Linked DNA regions of Homo sapiens: all the other regions are linked to region 1. Evidence: chromatin contacts called from ENCODE Hi-C or POLR2A ChIA-PET data. All regions are on one chromosome and are shown on one strand. The core of a region is the stretch at or near the end of the contact, and the rest is flanking DNA. Distances in the headings are between cores, read along the strand shown. Region 1 holds the start of REV3L (REV3 like, DNA directed polymerase zeta catalytic subunit). Region 2 holds the start of PPIL6 (peptidylprolyl isomerase like 6). Region 3 holds the start of CD164 (CD164 molecule). Region 4 holds the start of CEP57L1 (centrosomal protein 57 like 1).

Evidence for each region. A loop is a pair of places that touch in the nucleus more often than their neighbours do. ChIA-PET counts read pairs that join two places held with the same protein, here RNA polymerase II (POLR2A). Pooled maps may share reads with other maps.
Region 2: a pooled map shows a loop between it and region 1 (13-fold over the local background). The contact joins the promoter of PPIL6 here to the promoter of REV3L in region 1. A Hi-C loop is called at or near these places in 2 of 37 single-sample maps with no recorded cell type and 7 of 50 pooled maps.
Region 3: a loop to region 1 is called in a map of B cell, with 17 times the contacts of the local background. The contact joins the promoter of CD164 here to the promoter of REV3L in region 1. A Hi-C loop is called at or near these places in 5 of 168 maps with a recorded cell type or tissue (B cell, CD4-positive, alpha-beta memory T cell, gastrocnemius medialis and 1 more), 4 of 37 single-sample maps with no recorded cell type and 10 of 50 pooled maps. POLR2A ChIA-PET finds 5 or more read pairs at or near these places in 1 of 52 experiments (CD4-positive, alpha-beta T cell).
Region 4: a loop to region 1 is called in a map of CD8-positive, alpha-beta T cell, with 5 times the contacts of the local background. The contact joins the promoter of CEP57L1 here to the promoter of REV3L in region 1. A Hi-C loop is called at or near these places in 3 of 168 maps with a recorded cell type or tissue (CD4-positive, alpha-beta memory T cell, CD8-positive, alpha-beta T cell and naive thymus-derived CD4-positive, alpha-beta T cell), 1 of 37 single-sample maps with no recorded cell type and 10 of 50 pooled maps. POLR2A ChIA-PET finds 5 or more read pairs at or near these places in 1 of 52 experiments (activated CD8-positive, alpha-beta memory T cell).

Annotation. Positions count from the first base shown.
Region 1 is chr6:111,481,811-111,484,510 of GRCh38, reverse strand. REV3L (REV3 like, DNA directed polymerase zeta catalytic subunit) reads left to right here and starts at 1,293. Exons shown (of 32, transcript NM_001372078.1): 1 at 1,293-1,761. The coding sequence starts at 1,623. It also overlaps TRAF3IP2-AS1. RefSeq lists enhancers at 147-506, 2,347-2,406 and silencers at 577-966, 1,007-1,236, 1,407-1,706, 1,767-1,836, 1,897-1,976.
Region 2 is chr6:109,439,354-109,442,053 of GRCh38, reverse strand. It overlaps PPIL6 (peptidylprolyl isomerase like 6), which reads left to right and starts at 1,426. Exons shown (of 8, transcript NM_173672.5): 1 at 1,426-1,598. The coding sequence starts at 1,464. It overlaps SMPD2 (sphingomyelin phosphodiesterase 2), which reads right to left and starts at 1,330. Exons shown (of 10, transcript NM_003080.3): 1 at 883-1,330; 2 at 601-697; 3 at 426-502; 4 at 1-80. The coding sequence starts at 932. RefSeq lists enhancers at 446-525, 686-755 and silencers at 1,169-1,374, 1,016-1,835.
Region 3 is chr6:109,381,125-109,383,824 of GRCh38, reverse strand. It overlaps CD164 (CD164 molecule), which reads left to right and starts at 1,358. Exons shown (of 6, transcript NM_006016.6): 1 at 1,358-1,621. The coding sequence starts at 1,447. RefSeq lists enhancers at 741-970, 1,051-1,400, 956-1,465 and a silencer at 1,621-1,900.
Region 4 is chr6:109,094,217-109,096,916 of GRCh38, reverse strand. It overlaps CEP57L1 (centrosomal protein 57 like 1), which reads right to left and starts at 1,410. Exons shown (of 11, transcript NM_001271852.3): 1 at 1,342-1,410. SESN1 (sestrin 1) reads left to right here and starts at 2,071. Exons shown (of 10, transcript NM_014454.3): 1 at 2,071-2,700. RefSeq lists enhancers at 1,424-1,683, 2,554-2,700 and a silencer at 1,744-2,443.

The sequences.
Region 1 (2,700 bases), core at 44-2,543:
CCCAATATCAGTGGCCAAGTCAGAGAGGAACCCCTTGTTTCCAATTTAATAGCCAAGCCAGCTGCATGTTACTACTCTTTAAAACAAAAATTCCCTAACTGCATCGCTTCACCCCCTCTCGATTTTTGAATAAAGTTGTTTATTCAAAACGGCCCTTCCCCACGGTGGTGCTTTTATGCCTTCGGGTAGTAAAACCTTCCATAACGTGTTAGTGAAAAACACGAGGAGGCCACGTCTAACGCGGTGACTTTCACAGGCCTTTTTCTTTGGCCAAAATTTTCTCGGAAAGACTGTTAATCCTACATTCCGCTGGGGGAGGAGCGACGAGGGAGGAGGGAGGTCACCGGCAGCTGACAAGTCCTTACATGTACTTGCGCGTGCCCGGGACGCAGCCTGCGGGGCCGAGGAAACCAACGAAGGATGTATTAGGACGAGAGGGAAGGAAGGGGGCGGGAGAAAAACACGGTAGTGGGAAATCCCTGTGCACTGGATCTGCCAACCCCTCGCAAAGCTGAGAAGAGCCGTGCGTGAATAAATCTCATTAAATGGCCCGGCGCAGACACTGCAGCAGCAAAGAGGAGGGGGCACCGCGGCTCGCGCGGCACGTTCGGGAAGGGGGAACGCCAGGGCGGCCCTTTTATAGGCCGAAGCCCGCGCCCGCGCGCCCCCACCCTTCGCACCGCCCCCGGGCCACGCGCGGAGCCGCGGCGTTACCTGAGAAGGGCCGGCTGCGTCCGCACCCGGCCCCGCCCGTTCCGCCGCCCGCCCGCCCTTCCCTCCCGCGAGGCCGCAGCGGCACGAGATCTGCGCCTCGCCTCCCTCCTCACGCGGGCGGATTTTCTTACCTTGTGAAAAACCGTCTCAGCGGCTGCCCCCGCCTCCTCTGCTGGATGTGAAATGGCGGTCGGCGAGGCAAGTGTGAGCATCGCAGCTCCTGCCAATCCTGCATAGCCGCCAAAACGGCCCCGAACACTGGCGCCCCCCTCCCGCAAGCCCCTCGGAGCCCATCCATGAGATCGGTGCTCCGCCGCCCCTTCCGCTGCCCCTCACCCAGGTGACCGTGCCCGCCAGCCGAGTCATCGATCCCGCGCGGGCGCTGCCGGCCGCCGGCCGCCTCCCTCGCCGCGTGCCCGGGGAGGGGGAGAAAGCCCCTTCTCGGCCCCCGCCCTCCGTGTCCCGCCCGGGCGCCCGCCCTCTCGCTCCTTTTCCCGCCGAGCCCCCTCCCCCGCACTACTCGCAGCCTCCCTTCGCCACACACACCCCCCTCTCCCCTCCCCCCAGTGGTTGCGTCCGTGACATCATCATCATGGCAACAAGAGCTGCAGCCTGGGACCGAGGAGCCCGTGTGATTCCCGGCGGTGGCGGCAGTGGCGGCAGCACCAGCACCGACGAAAGCTCGAGGGCTTCTCTCCTGCGGCCCCTTGCCGGGTGCTCCTGAGGAGGCGGCGGCAGCAGCGCCTACACCGCCCCGCCCGCCGCTCCTCGAGGTGCCTCTGTGTGAGGGGAGGGGGCCGTGCCGAGAAGGGGAGGGGGCGCCGCCGCCGCTGCGGAGGGAGCCGCCGCCGCTGCTGCTGCCGCTGCCGGGTCGCCAGTGAAGGGAGGCAGTGGCGGCGGCGGCGAACATGTTTTCAGTAAGGATAGTGACTGCAGACTACTACATGGCCAGCCCGCTGCAGGGGCTGGATACCTGCCAATCCCCCCTCACCCAGGCCCCTGTCAAGAAGGTGCCGGTGGTGCGAGTCTTCGGAGCGACCCCGGCAGGTAAGCGGGCGCCGGGCGCGGGGCGGGAGCGGGAGTCGGCGGGGCGCCGGGGCCGCCCTCCCCGCCGCGCACACGCGCACACGCCACCGGCGCCGGCCGTCTCCGTGGATCGCTGCCGCGTCTTCCCTCCCCTCCGCCCTCCTCGCCTTTTCTCTCGTGCGTGACAAGAGCCGCAAAAATGTGGGTCCGCGCGAGCGCTGCGCGGCGCCCCCACCCCCGGGCAGGGAGGTGGCGAGCGCCGCGTGTTTAGACTGCGTGTGGCGGCCGGGAGCGGGAGCCGCACTCCAGGGCGCGGGCCGGGAGAGCGAAAGCCGCGGGCGCCCCGGACGGCGGGCCAGGTGGCCGCGCCATGTCCATCGGTGGACGGGTTCGTAGGGCCTGCTCTGAGGTCGGTCGCTAGTGGGACATCCCTTGTGTCCCCCAAGTGCCGCTTTCTGGAAACGGGGAAGTGTCAGCCTTGTTGTCAGTCGCTCCCCATGGTCTCTTCTCACCCTCGCTCTCCTCTGCCAGTTCCGGAGATGCAGTGGGCCGGAGAGAGTGGCGCTTGGGGCCAGATAATCTTTCTCACTGGGGTGACCGTGTGGCTCTGCTGTGAGTGCAGGTCGTGACTCCTTAGAGTTTAGTGCCTGAGCGTCGGGGGACAGGGCAGCATCCTTAGGTGCAGTGCTTTCAGGAAATGTGCATCCATGGAAGTAGGAAATGCGTGTTTATGTTGCCCAACCTAAAACATCACACTTAATGGGGTGAATTTATTAGGAACCACAGCCAGACTCAGCAGCACAGACATTTTGAAATGCTCCTAGGCTGGGCTGTAGGATTGCGTTTTAAGTACAGGTATATATTTTTTAAACACAACTATGTTGAAGAAGGGATGGGAAGGGGAGACAGCCGTGACAGAAGGTACGTTCTCAAAAACTCCTGGGGCTTATGATAATATAA
Region 2 (2,700 bases), core at 177-2,676, 2.0 Mb after region 1:
CATTGAGAGTGTAGATGTGCTGGGTAAGCTCCTGGATTGGATGTTTGGAGAAGACACAGAGGCCACTGCCAATGATTCCGCTGAAAGCCAAGCCCTGCTTAATAACCAGAAAAACAGGGAGAGACACCCAGCCTTCTTCCCCTCCCTTGTCTTCCAGCTCTGATCAGCTATTTTTTTCTTTTTCTACTGCTGGGACTAGCCCTAGAACCAAGGCGACAGCCTTTGGAGGAGTATAGGGCAGCCAGAAAACAAAGCTGAAATGGGCTGAAGTCATAGGACCTTCTTGGTTCACCCTTCTCCTTCTCTCACATCCAGAGGGAGAGGAGGCTGGAGGAGACTGGAGAGTGCAGGCAGGATAGGGAAGGGCTGGCAGGGCCAAGAGCCTCCTGGGATGACAACAGGCTTCAGGCCAGTGGGCTTCTCACCTCCGGAAGTGGTGTGCAGCTGGGTAGGTAGGTGACAGCTTCTGTCTCAGGTACTGGAAGTCCTGCTCACTCCACACCTGAGGGAAGCGGTGAGGATGCCTGCTTGGTCTTTCCCCAGTGGGACGGTCTGTCCCTCCTCCCAGCCTGGGTTCCGCACCGTGCTGCACAATCTCACCTCCTCCAGCAAAGCCAGGTCGAAGCTCTCCTGGTTCAGAAAGTCTCCCAGGCGCCTCATGCGGTCGGCCCGGTGCTTGCTCAAGTACGGAATGCCCCTAAGGAAGGGAAGAGCGGGGCAGGGGAGGCGACTGCTGGGACCACCGGCGCTGGGGCCAGATGTGGACTTTGGAGGTTCGGGTTTTCCCTACACCCTGAGATCGTGGGGCGGGATAGGGGGAGGAAGGCTGCATGGGTGCGAACGGAAGGTGGCCCCCAGACCGCACTCCGCAGACGCACTCACCAGCAGTTGAGGTTGAAGATCCGCAGTCGCAGGGAGAAGTTGGGCTTCATGGTTGGGGAGCTCCAGGGGCGCTAGGCGGCTCGAACTCTCCAGCGACGGCCGCGGTGGGGACGGGGGCGGCCGGCGGCGCCTTCTCCCCAGACCGTTCCTTCTTCGCAGGCGGCGCGCACAGGTGGGCACCAAGCCCGCGTGGCTCAGGTCGGGCCCGACTCCCGCGTTCCCCCGGCAACCGGCCGGCTGTTCCCAATCAGGCGGGCCGCCAACCCGGAAAGGCGATCCGCTGCCGAAATCCGGGCGCCCAGGCTCGGTAAGGGCCGCGCGCTAGGACCCTGGGGGTCCGGAGAGCGCCCCCGGGTGGGCGGCTCCCGGTTCCTTTTCCTCCAAGCTCGTCCCCGGCGGTCGCGGCCGCCCGCGCGCCGGCGGCCCAGCAACAGGCGCAAAGTTGAGGAAAGGCCCAGCCGCCACGGGCCGCCCTCGACCCGCCCCTGGGCCCCGCCTCCTGCGAGCGGCGGAGGCGGGGCCGCGCGGTTGCCGGAGCGACGCGCAGTGTTTGGGGTCACCGGGCGTCCCCGGGCGCGGCCATGGCAAGGCCGCAGCCGTGCGGGCCCCCGCACGCTAGGTGCGGCTCGCCGTCGCTGCCGGAGCGGCCGCTGCAGGTGAAGGTGGTGGGGCTCTTCAGCTGCCCCAACTTTCAGATTGCGAAGAGCGCCGCTGAGGTAACCACAGAGAAACCTCCGTCGTGGGCGGCCCTCCCCGCTACCCGCTCTCGGCCGCGTGGACTGCAGGCGCCGCGCCTCCTCGAGGCGGCGGGGGTCGAGGCCCCACCGGCCGAGGAAGGGGCTGGCGTGTCCTGGCCGGGCGGGCTCCGTCTGGAGGACCGGGAGGAGAGTATAGGGGGGCAAGTGCGGGTCCGGGGGCGGGCGTTCCACTTGGCGACTTTTAAAGGGAGAACTGAGCGAAGGAAGGGTTCAGAACCGCGCTGGGAGATAAGGTAATCCCCTCCGAGACACACACACACACACCCGCAGATTTTGTTCTACGTCAATTTTTTCTTTAATTAGAGATATTTAAATTTATGGAAAAATGATTACTATATAACTAGCTAATTTTTACAACCCCGCCACCTCGGCCCAAGCGATTTTTGTTAACTATTCATGCGGGGAGATTCTTTTCTTTGAATTTTATAGAGCCGTCACTGCGTTCCAATCGAACTAGATGCTTCACAAGTGCTTTGGAAAATCATTTCTTTGTAAACACTCAGAACGATACTAAAGGAAAAGCACTTGAGGAAACTGGAAGAATTTGGCCAGATCAGTCATGCTGCAGCACACTTACAACCTGAAATGCAGGAGAAATGTATGAAATGTCGGCATGTAGAATTCAGCCCTTCTTACAGGGTTTGCTCCAGAAATGCTGTCCATGGCAAACTTCTCGCCGAAGCTCACTTGACTCCAGGACCATGCCTTAATTAATGTTTTTAACTCCCGAAGTACCCAGCTGGATACTTGACAACAAAATGTTCCCAAATAGAAGATATCTTGGCGCGGTGACTCACGCCTATAATCTCAGCACTTTGGGAGGCAGAGGCGGAGTTCTAGACCAGCCTGGCCAACATGGTGAAACCCCGTTTCTACTAAAAATACAAAAAATTAGCCGGGCGTGGTGGCGGTCTCTGTAATCCCAGCTACTCAGGAGGCTGAGGCACAAGAATCGCTTGAACCCGGGAGGCGGAGTTTGCAGAGAGCTGAGATCGCGCCATTGCCCTCCAGCCTGGGCGACAGAGCCAGACCCCGTCTCAAAATAAATAAATAATAAAAA
Region 3 (2,700 bases), core at 109-2,608, 2.1 Mb after region 1:
ACTTCCCTGACAGCATTCTCATGCTTCTGGGCTGGATCAGTCAAAACTATCAGCTTTTTGTTTACATCCAAGCAACACTACTCCAACTAGCGTAGTCATTGGAACAAATGTTCATAGTCCTGAGGGTACAGAAGGACGACACTGAAAAGATCCCAAGGGGAAATAAAATCTTTCTATTTGAGCAAAAAGGTAAAAGCACTATGTAGTCATCTTTTTTGGCACATCAAAAAAGTCATCGTGGCACATCAAGACAGACCTCACGAAAGCAATTAATATTCCTATATTATTAGGATAACTTTGCATAATTAAAATTACATAAGTGTACAACAGCTGAAAACACAGCATTAAATACAACTTTTAAAGTCTAATTTTTACCATGTGATAACCGTATCAAATTTTGCGAATATTTTGTGAGACTTGGCAGTAGATGGCGCTCACCTTTACTAAAAGTCTGAGCAGCGCCTTAACACTAACAGGAACTTAAGAATCCAGCTCTGATGTCAGGCAATCCCGTGTCCAGGTCAGGTCACTTTTTTAAGTCTCAGTTTCCTCACTGGTAATGTGGGGGTGGGGGCCTCCCCAATGACCTCGCAACTCAGACCGCTTTTGATTCTCTGACTACAGTGGTGGAGTTGAGACAGGTCGGCTGCTGCAACCGCCGTCTGAAATAGCAATCCGGAAAAGTCAGGTTGGGAAAGTGACAGAGTAGACGCCCTGCGGCTCTGATCCGGGCGGCGCCTCAGCTGCCCACACTATGTGGGCGGCAACGCACAAACTCCTTAACCACGTGGTGCCTCCATTCCCCTAGGGAGTCCCATCACAGGATAACTTCTAGCAAAATCAATCTTCAAGAAAAAAAGAAGGGGTCCTGCCGAAGATATAAGGAAGCTCCCTGGGGATCCCGCAGCACAGCACAAACTTAGTTCTTGAGAGCCGCACAAAACCAACTTCCGCCCCAGTGGAGTTGCGTCCGGAAGGCGCGGCCCCGGAGGTCACGTGGGCCCGCGGAATTACAGCCTGGCGGGGCGCTCAGGTGGAAGCAGTAGGCCACATTATGTCGACTGTTCCATGCAAGTCAGGGTGGGGGCCGTCCCTATCGCAGGCATGAGACAAGTCCAGCTGCGTCGTGTCTGGTAATCTGAGGGCAAGAAGAACGATTTGCAGAAGCTCCCAGTTTTCTTGGCTGTGGCACAGTCGCTTTGAGGGCCAGGTTCCTTCGGCTTCCTCCCGACTCCCCTGCTTCCCCCCGTAGGATTCCCGTTGGTATCGTCCGAGCCCCACCTCCCTCCTCTTCGCCCCCGCACGCCGAAAACAGGGGCCTCTCACGTGACCCCTGCGCGCTCCCGCGGGGGAGCGTAGTCTCGGAGGCGGCGCCGCAGGGGATTGAGGGGTTGACTGAGCGTTGCGAGCCTTAGCTTTCTCCCGAACGCCAGCGCTGAGGACACGATGTCGCGGCTCTCCCGCTCACTGCTTTGGGCCGCCACCTGCCTGGGCGTGCTCTGCGTGCTGTCCGCGGACAAGAACACGACCCAGCACCCGAACGTGACGACTTTAGCGCCCATCTCCAACGTAACCTCGGCGCCGGTGACGTCCCTCCCGCTGGTCACCACTCCGGCACCAGGTGGGCGCGGGCCCTGTGGGCTTCCCGCCCTCCCCTGCCCAGCCGAGCCGCACTGCCTCCTCGCCGTGCGGGCGGGGCCCGGGTTCGGGCCACGGTCGGGCGGGCGGGCCGCGCTCGGGGTGCGGCGGCGACTCCGGCAACATGGCGGCCAGCCTGGAGTCCACTCGTGGCCGGGCCGGGTGGGGAGCGCGCTGGGGGGAAGCGGACGCGCGGTTCCCAGTGGCTGCGGGGCTGGGGCCCCCCTCGAAGTGTTGCAAGTCGAGGTGCCTTTTAAAAGTGCATCGTAATTCCTAGCCTCACTTGGGGTCGGAAATGGGGACGTGGCTTCCTTCCGCGGGGGCAGCGGTGGGGTTGAGGATGGGGCCGGGCGTCGCGCCTCTGAGGTTGGCGGTGGGGCCGAGCTGCCTCTCCCTGCCACTGGTTGTTCACCCTCCCGGCGCCTCTCTCCGGAGGTAGCCTTCTCCGGAAGTCCGGGAAAGAGAAACTTAAAGACGGTAATGCTCGTTCGTGTCTCAGACTTGAGTCTGAGAAGGTCGCTTGAGATTTAATTACATTGGTTTTGCAGATAGGAATAGAATGTAGCTGACGTTTGAGCACGTAGTTAGTGAAAACTTCACACTTCAAAGTATGCGAAAAGGAAGAAAAGTACCCATGTATGTACCGGGTGTTTTGCGTACGTATCCTAAGGCTAAACTGGAAGGTAGGTAGTGAAACCTAGGAGGTAGATGCAGAGACGGAGATGAGTAAACTCTCCTGACATTGTATGTTTATTCTTTTTTCAATTGTTTTTAAAATTTTCTTAACTATGTCCTGTGCTCAGATAGCGTATGTTTAGTAGGTCGTGGAACGGGGGTTTGTGCCCAGGTCTGTGGGTTTTCTAAAACCCGATCAGGAGCGTGTCTTTTGTTATGTGCAGTCGCATAGGGCTGGTTAAGGCATACATACATTTTAAAGCAGAAATTGCCATATACCGTGACAACACAAAAGAGAGAAGGAAGATAAGTTTGAGGTAATAAGCGGGAGAAACACTAGAGGTTTAAAACCTGCAGTCTCGTATGATTGGTTATTCTAGTTAACAT
Region 4 (2,700 bases), core at 161-2,660, 2.4 Mb after region 1:
AGGTGTTGGTGAAGCCATGGGTATACATGAGATCATATTTAACTACGGCATAAAAAGGCACCCAGCCTTAAGAAACTACCCGACCCTTTATGGGCTGGATAGAGAATGAAGATCCCAAAAAGGAGATGAAAACGGAATGGTTTTTGTTTTGCTTTTTCAATCACACTCATAAGTTATTCCCTTTTTAAAATTCAGATTCAAACTAGAAGTGTCAGAATGTAACAAGGCTTTTGAAATTAGACCAATTCATCAGAACTATGCATCTATTCAAAAATAGCTCACTTACAGAAACGATGTAAAGAATTCACAATACCTGTCTCTTTGTAGCTTCTAAGTGCATCAATACACAAAAAGCACCCTTCCCGTCCCACCCCACACCGCCAAGTATGCATGATTTGGCTTACTGACGTTTCCTGAAAGTACCCTATCTCTCACTCTGGGCCTTAGCATATGCTGTTCTTTTGGTCTTCATTTCCCCTGGGATGAAGATTTCCCTGACTTTCCAAGATTGGGCTAAGTCATCTCCTTCTAGACATCCCAGTGATATCATGTATTATTGTAACCGTATGTCTAACAACTAGTTCCTCTAACTAGTAAGACTGTCTTTTTCATTGTTGTATACTCAGTGCCTAGCAAGACGAAATTTTTAGAATTTAGTGCAATGCAATTCTGCAATGTAAAGAATTAAAATCTACACCGATTATCAGTCCACTGATGGCCGTTCAAACCTCGACTTTTCTCAAATAATAACTTTTTAAAAGCAAACTAATTTTAAGCAAATGACTGAATCTTTTGAAAAAGTCGACTAAGTTTTGGAGACTTTTACGGTTTTGCTTTCTTTTTCCTGCTGTATCCTTAAAGCCTGCAAGAATTCCTATCTAGGAATACTGGGGATTCTTTTACGAGATGGATTTGACAACTTGCTTTCAAAGCCCTGCCTAGGATTTCATTTGACTGAGCAAATAAAGCCCAGAACATCCCTAAGCAAAGGCAAACAAAGGTGCAAATGCGCGGAGATCCCAAATCCACCCCGCGTGTGTCCACAAAAAAGGGCGGAATCAGAGGCAGCAGCGCGAAGCTCCAGTTTCCACAGCATCCTTCCTTCTTGGCCTTACTTAGGCCGCTCCCTGCGACCCTTGGGATCAGGATCCCAAATCCTTGCCTCACCCACCACACCCCGCGCTTGGGCAGCTGGACTAGTCCTTCCCACGCAAGTCACTGGAAAAAGTCCTTGGACTAAGGGAGGCCACCCTAGATGGCTTTGTCTCCAAAATCCCAGAGGAAATGGAGGAAGGAAAAACCCTGTCAAGGAAAGGTGACAACCCAGCTTACAGTGCTTACCAAGCAGACGCTCTCAGTCAGCCCCTGCCACCGCTAACCGTTGGTTCGCGGGCACCCACAGGCAACGTCGCGGTGGCCCCTGGGGGTTGTAGTTTCTGTCGCAAACAAAACGCGCCGGCAGCATCGAAACTACATTCCCCACAAGTCAACGCGAAGACGTCCTACCGACTTAAATCTGGGGTTTGGAGTAATGAAGAGGCCGTCACTACTTTTAGGGTGATCTTAAATGTAGACTCAATTTCTTCCAGGAGTCCCTTCGCGCCCTCTTTCTTTGTCGTGCTTGTTTTATGTGTGACGAAGTCTCAGTGTACTTCTACGTCTTACTTTTTCCTTCCCCTTCTCCAGGACAGAGTCCAAACGTCCGGGAACGGAAACCGCCTCAGGGCGCAAGCTTAGCGCCTCCGGGGGCGCTTGGCCCAGTTCGCAGTCACGCATGCGTAGCAGCCGGCAGTGGCTGGCAGCCGCGCGCGGCGCACTTGGGGTCCGGAGGGTAGCCTGCCAGAGGGCGGGGCTTTTTCCTAAGGCTTTGCCTCGGCGGGTCGCGTCTGCCTGGGCGGGGAAGAAGGCGCTGGGGCCGGGGCGGCTCCCGGTTTGTGCCGGGCGGAGAAAGGGGAGGGGCTGGGGGTGAGGACCCCGTCTCCACTCCCTGCTCCCGCCCTCTGGGCTGATCCCCACCGATGGGGCTGGGCGAAGGGCGGGCTTTGCGCCTCGGGCCCCGCCGCCCCGCCAGCTCCGCGGCCCAGCCTGGCGCTCGAGGATTGCCAGGGCCGCCCTGTGCCCTCTGGCTCGGCGGTGGTGGGCGAGGGCTCAGGGATCGGAGAAGTAGCGTCTTCCCGGGGGTGCCGAATTGGCGGGGCTGGGGGACGCTTTTTTTCACCGCCGCCCGCCGAGACTACGGCTGCCCGAGACTGCCGCCCTCCGACAGCGCCCAAGCCTCCGGCCGCTGCGGCCAGTGGGCCAGGGTTCGGCGAGCCTTCCCTGCCGGCGCCGGCCGGCTGCTGAGGCGCTGGGAGGAGCTGCGGAGGGCGGGGACTGGTGTCGGAGAAGGGGCGGGGTGGGAACGCCGGAGAGAACCCGGTGGCTGCACAGACAAAAAAGCCCCGAATGGCTGGAGGGCGTTCAGCTGTTAACAGCCTTTTGGGGCAGAGCACGGATTTGACAGCTCCACAACGTGAGGATATCCACTGACCCCGCGAGACGGAGGAGAACGCTTCCCCGAAATTCTCTGCCCACCAAAGCCAGCGCTGCAAGGTTGCAACTTTCAAACTTTGTTTTTCCAGAAAGAAGACTGCCCTTTCGTGTACAAGGAGAGGGTGAGAGGGTGACCTAGCTTGTAGATCGGCTGAAGGCACCAGTGGT